Regions from separate parts of the Homo sapiens genome. Here region 1 is linked to region 2. A link is a contact called in ENCODE Hi-C data. All regions are on one chromosome and are shown on one strand. Each heading gives the region's core, a stretch centred on a gene start or an enhancer-like site at or near the end of the contact. The rest is flanking DNA. Distances are from core to core; before and after follow the strand shown. Region 1 holds the start of HACL2 (2-hydroxyacyl-CoA lyase 2). Region 2 holds the start of RAB8A (RAB8A, member RAS oncogene family).

Region 1 (2,700 bases), core at 91-2,590, 990 kb after region 2:
CACCATACTCAGCTAATTTTTTTTCTTTTAAAAAAAATTTTTTTTAGACAGAGTCTTGCTCTGTTTCCCAGGCTGGAGTGCAATGGCGTGATCTCAGCTCACCGCAACCTCCACCTCCCGGGTTCAAGCGATTCTCCTGGCTAAGTTTGTTTGTTTGTTTGTTTTTTGGAGAGACTGGGTCTCACTTTTTGGCCCCGGTTGGTCTCAAATTCCTGGCCTCAAGCGATCCTCCTGTCTTGGCCTCCCAAAGTGCTGGGATTACACACATGGACCACCATGCCAGGCTTGTTTCCCTTTTTAAAAAAATCACTTGTCCTCTGTGTATATTTGTTTCAGGGACTGTTGAATAATCCAGCTTTCGGCTGAGAAGCTTTTTGGACATTTGCCTAGTGACAATCTTTCTTTATCTGGGGAGAGATTGGTCAGATAATTAGTCTTGGAGCATGTTAAAGCTTTGTCTCCCAAGAAAGAATTTACATCTATTACAACATCTTTCTCTCTCTCTGGAAAATTGTATCCTTGTTATTAAGACTTTTTTTTTCTTTTTTAGCTTTACAGAAAAGCTGCAAAGATAGCAAGATAATTTTTGTCTACTCTTTATCCAGCTTCCCTGAATGCTAACATCTTATATAACCATAATACATTTACTGAAACAAAAAGATTAACACTGGTTCATTACTACTAACTCAACTCCAAACTTTATTTGGATTTCACCAACTTTATCCACAAATTTGTCCTTTTTTTGATTCCTGGATCCAGTCCAGGGTACTATATTGAATTTAGTTGTCACAGCTCCTTTCCCTCCTCTAGTCTGTGGCAGTGCCTCAGTCTTTGTTTTTCATGACCTTGACAGTTTTGTAGAGGTCTGGTTAGGCATTTTGTAGAATGTGACTCAGTGTGAATTTCCTTTGCTTACTACTATACCTATTATACAAAAAATATACACATATATATATATACATGCACAAATATTTATTTATAGTGTGGAAAATATACATAACATAAAATTTACCATTTTTTAAGTATTATTATTATTTTGTGAGACATGGTCTTGCTCTGGTACGGCCCCGCTGGTGTGGAAAGCGAGCTGTGTTCGGAGGGCCTGAACCTACGGGCTTCCACCGTGGGGCCAATGGAAAGCTGCGGAAGGTGGGCCCCCAAAGGTCTGGGCTCCTGAAGCCGCTGAGGGGCGTGGCCTCCTGGTTTTAAAACATAAAATGGGTGTGAGGTCTGCAGTGCGAGCCAATGAAAGGCAAGGGGAGGCGGGGTCTATGAGGGAGGCGGCCAGTAGAGGCAAGGCTCTTTCGGGTGGCCCCGGAGCGGGGCTCCGACTGTGCGCATGCGCATCGGGCCGGACTACGGGGCGCCGCTGAGCCAAGTGGGCCACCCGGGCACGGCCACGCTCCCGGGTCACGTGACACGGAGGGGGCCGAATTCTGCTGGAGGCAGCGCCATATCCTGGAGGTGAAGGTGAATAGCGTCGGGGGTCGAGCTGGTGTGGGAGAACCACATCCTGATGCGATGTGACCTCGACCCAGCCTGGCCCGGGGTCGGGGATCAGGCTCGGGCCCGTGCGCTCTTTAAGGGAGAGGCGTGGGTTGCGTGGAGGGTCGCGCCCGCTAACCCGGGGGCGTGACCTCGTGCCTCTTGGTGACGTAACATGGGGCGGGCTCACTACTGGGGCTGAGATTTGGGGTCCGGTTGTGGAAAGAGAGGCGGGGCTTCCGCCTGTCCATTGACAAGTAGGTAAGTGGAAGATAACTGTGTGGTGCTGTCGTCGCCACCTTGACTTGTGGTGGCTAGTTTGGGTGGGAGTGGTGGTGATGTAAAGGACTGGGGCTAGCCCCGCGAGGGGCGTGACCTTGTCACGGAGAGGCATGGCTTCACCCCGAGCCTAGGCGCACAAAGGGCGTGGTCTGGCAGGGTTGGGGGCGTGGCCGCACAGAAACTGGCGGCAAGGGTCGTGGCCCTGGATCCTGCTGCGAGAAGGGGCGCGATTTCTTCCGGAGAGGTTCCCTGTCGCGCCCAAGTCTGGGAAGTGCCCTTTCTCTCTTAGGTACCACCTCATGGAGACCCCCGCGGCCGCCGCCCCCGCTGGGAGCTTATTCCCCTCCTTCCTGCTCCTGGCCTGCGGGACGCTGGTGGCCGCCTTGCTGGGCGCCGCTCACCGCCTGGGGCTCTTCTATCAGCTGCTGCACAAGGTGCGGGGCACAGAATGGGAGGTGGGCTGGGGGCAGTCAAAGAGGGAGGGGCCTCGTGGTGCTGCTTCCAGCTCACTCATTGTGCAGGGTGGGAAAGCGAGCCCCGACTAGTCCAGAGGGACTGGTAAGAGGTTCTGTCCAGGGCCCTGTCTCCATTGCCACGCTGTGTATGGAGGCCTGGACTTTGCCACTGGTAAGAGAGAACACGGAAGCTGCCGCTGCCGGGGCACTCGCACCCCACCTACCTCCTTCCCCAGTGACTCTTTTCACAGAACAGATGGACAGCACTCTGTGCTCCCTAACCTGGATGGGATAAATGGGGCAGAGGGCAGGCTCCAGCGAGGGGGTGGCAGTGACAGTTTCATAACAGTTGCCCTCTGCTGAGCTCAGTACTGTAGACTTTCTTACCTACCCCTTACCTTTTCCTTGAAAGTAGGTGCTGTTCTTTCTGTCTTCATTTTCTGCAAGAGGAAGCTGAGGCTCAGAGAGATTGTGTGGT
Region 2 (2,828 bases), core at 279-2,778:
AAATAAAATAAAATAAAATAAATAAAGCATAGCTCCTGGAGGAGGGCAAGAATGGAATTAGCACATTATCTTGGGGTTCAGGGAGATAACACGATTCTGTCAAAGTGACACAGTAAAGCAAAGGCCATTCCCTAGGTTTTCTTGAGTCGGAATAAACTCCTGGACTTAGTGACCGTTCCCCCACTTTCCCCATCCCTAGCAGGGCTACAGAGCTCACAAGCCACTCAAATAGGTGTTACTCCTGGGTCAAACCTTTTCATTGTGGGCCAGGACTGCTTTTGTGGCACTGAGAGAGGTCAGCTCCACTTCTGTGGACATCACAACTGAGATGCACCAAGCCAATTCTGTTCAACCACAATGTGGGCTGGCCCTACAGGAAAAGCTGTTCTAAAGTGACAGCTGGAGTCTTGGGCCCTTTGATAGGGAAGTCAAGGCTGTCTGTGGCAGTGGCTGATTTAGTTTCTCGCTGAGGCTTTTATCTTGCATCTTCTTGGGGATGACAGGTCCCAGGGCAGGCAGTGCTGTCACTTGCCATTGCTGTCATTCCTGGAGCAGGATGAAAGGTGGGCAGGGAAAAGGTCCTGACTCTTCTTATCATTCCTTCTAGAGGAAAATACGCTTATGAGGGGAAGCATGGTCAGGGAGAGGGGCTCAACCTCTGAACGCTCCAGAGAAAAGAGCAGGAATGGTGTGGGTTAGAGTCCCGGCTCCAAGGTGCATTAGCTGAGCTTGTCATCAGCTGGGAGTGTGCAGTGGCATCTCTCTAGGAGAGCTAAGCCTCGAGTTTTGGGTTGAGACACAGCCAGGTTCAAATTCCATCAAATCCCATTCTCACCACGTGCAGACTGTGTGGCCTTGGGCAAGTTCCATGCCCTCCCTGAGCCTCAGATTCCTCATCTTGTCAGACGGGCTCATAACAGCACTTAACACCAAGAACTGAAGAGTGTGAAAATGCACGTGAAGCACTTGGCACATAGTAAATGCTCATTAAGGTGAGATGCCACTGTCTTTTTCCCATGGCCAATTCCCCATGACTCAGTTTCCACTTCTGTAAGGCAAGAGCCTCAAAAGAACCGCTTCGAGGGCTGCTGCTAGGACAGATCGAGAGGACGGGCGCGAAGACCCCAGCCCAAGACATAACACGCCCTAACGAGCGGGCTGAGGGTCGGAGCCTCAGTCTCCCTATCTGCAAAATGGGCACCTGGTCTCCCCCACCACGGCCCAGGAACCCCCGAACGGCGGTGCAGGCGACTGCTCTTCTCCCTTTAGGCCCCCTCGACCCTCTCAGCGCCCTCGGCCCGTCCAGCCCTGTAGATCCCTCAGCCCCAGCCCCTCAGGGGCGCGCCCAGCCCGGGCCTCCGGCGCCCCCAGCCATTCCCCGGTCCCGTTACCTATGGTGGAGATAAAAGTGGAGTTGAAGGCGTCCTCGGAGAAGCGGAACAGGACACAGGTCTTCCCCACCCCCGAGTCCCCGATCAGCAGCAGCTTGAACAGGTAATCGTAGGTCTTCGCCATATTACACTCTCTCCCCGACGGGAAGTGCGGCCAGCGCCTCTCCACTGGCCACCAGCACCGTCCATCAGCACCGAGCCCGCCCCTTATTGGCTCCAGGCCCGCTGCGCGTCACCGCGGCCGACGCCCGCCCCTGCGTCCCGCCAGTCGCGGGGAGACCTTGGGAGGGGGCGAGCGGAGCGCGGAGCCGGAAGCAGCCCGAGCGCACCTCCCATTGGCCGGCACTAGGGAGAGCACGGGCTCTGATTGACCAGCAGTGAAGAGTCGCGGGGCTTCAAATGGGGACGAGGCGGGGGCGTGGCATTATGTGGCCCCCGCCTTCCACCCCCGACTCGGGCGGCCCGGCCCCGCCCCACTGTAGGAGAGGGAAGGCAGGGAGCGGCGCCAACCGCTCGCGCGCCGGCAGCCTGGCGGGGCGTGGCTTGGGGTGCGTGCGCACGCGCGCCCGGAGTTCCGTTAGGCGACAGCAGAGGGCGCACGCCAGTAGTTGGGGCGGGTGTCTCTGGGTCCCGCCCTCACAGCTCGCGCAGGCGCAGTAGGCACCGAGGCGAGCGCGGGAAAGCAAGGTAGCGCTCTCAGCCTTGTCTGCGGCCTGCGAGTCGGGGCAGTGGGGGCCTAGGGAGGAAGGAGAGAGGAGGAGCTGTATACTCGAAAAGTGACCCAAGCCGGACGCGGTGGTTCACGCCTTTAATTCCCACACTTTGGGAAGCCGAGGCGCGTGGATCACGAGGTCAGGAGTTCAAGACCAGCCTGGCCAAGATGGTGAAACCCCGTTTCTACTAAAAATACAAAAATTAGCCGGGCGTGGTGGCGGGCGCCTGTAATCCCAGCCACTCGGGAGGCTGAGGCAGAGAATTGCTTGAATCTGGGAGGCGGAGCTTGCAGTGAGCCGAGATCGCGCCATTGCACTGCAGCGTGGGCGACAGAGAGAGACTCCGTCTCAAAAAAAATAAATAAAAGTGACCCAAGACGAGCTCCGAGGTCTGCGGCCTAGCGATCTGCTTAGAGATACCCAAGGCCTCCGCCATCTGAGCGGCTTCACCGCCACAAGCTGTGCCCGGAAGCGCGCGCCGGCCTCCTCAGGGCCCGCCCTCGGCCACCTTAGGGGTTGTCCGGGCCAGCCCGGGGATGGTGGGGGGGGAGGGGTTAGAGCAGTGAGGATGCTGGGTCCTATCTAGGGGCCAGGGCTCTCAACGTTGAAAAAACTGGCCGGGGCGTTGGCTCCCGTCTGTGATCCCAGTGCTTTGGGAAGCCAGGAGGTTGAGGGTGCAGTAAGCCGTGATCGCCCCACTGCAATTCGGCCTGGGCGACAGAGC

The links. Hi-C counts contacts between places; a loop is a spot of excess contacts on that map. Pooled maps may share reads with other maps.
Region 1: a loop to region 2 is called in a map of gastrocnemius medialis, with 6 times the contacts of the local background. The contact joins the promoter of HACL2 here to the promoter of RAB8A in region 2. A Hi-C loop is called at or near these places in 3 of 168 maps with a recorded cell type or tissue (gastrocnemius medialis, naive thymus-derived CD4-positive, alpha-beta T cell and ovary), 2 of 37 single-sample maps with no recorded cell type and 14 of 50 pooled maps.

The regions. Positions count from the first base shown.
Region 1 is chr19:15,124,426-15,127,125 of GRCh38, reverse strand. It overlaps HACL2 (2-hydroxyacyl-CoA lyase 2), which reads left to right and starts at 1,340. Exons shown (of 16, transcript NM_006844.5): 1 at 1,340-1,470; 2 at 2,057-2,201. The coding sequence starts at 2,067. ILVBL-AS1 (ILVBL antisense RNA 1) reads right to left here. Exons shown (of 3, transcript NR_186314.1): 2 at 2,621-2,662; 3 at 952-1,199. RefSeq lists silencers at 1,197-1,266, 1,837-1,886 and enhancers at 1,487-1,576, 1,071-1,834, 1,835-2,600.
Region 2 is chr19:16,110,589-16,113,416 of GRCh38, reverse strand. RAB8A (RAB8A, member RAS oncogene family) reads right to left here and starts at 1,528. Exons shown (of 8, transcript NM_005370.5): 1 at 1,392-1,528. The coding sequence starts at 1,515. RefSeq lists a silencer at 1,486-2,145.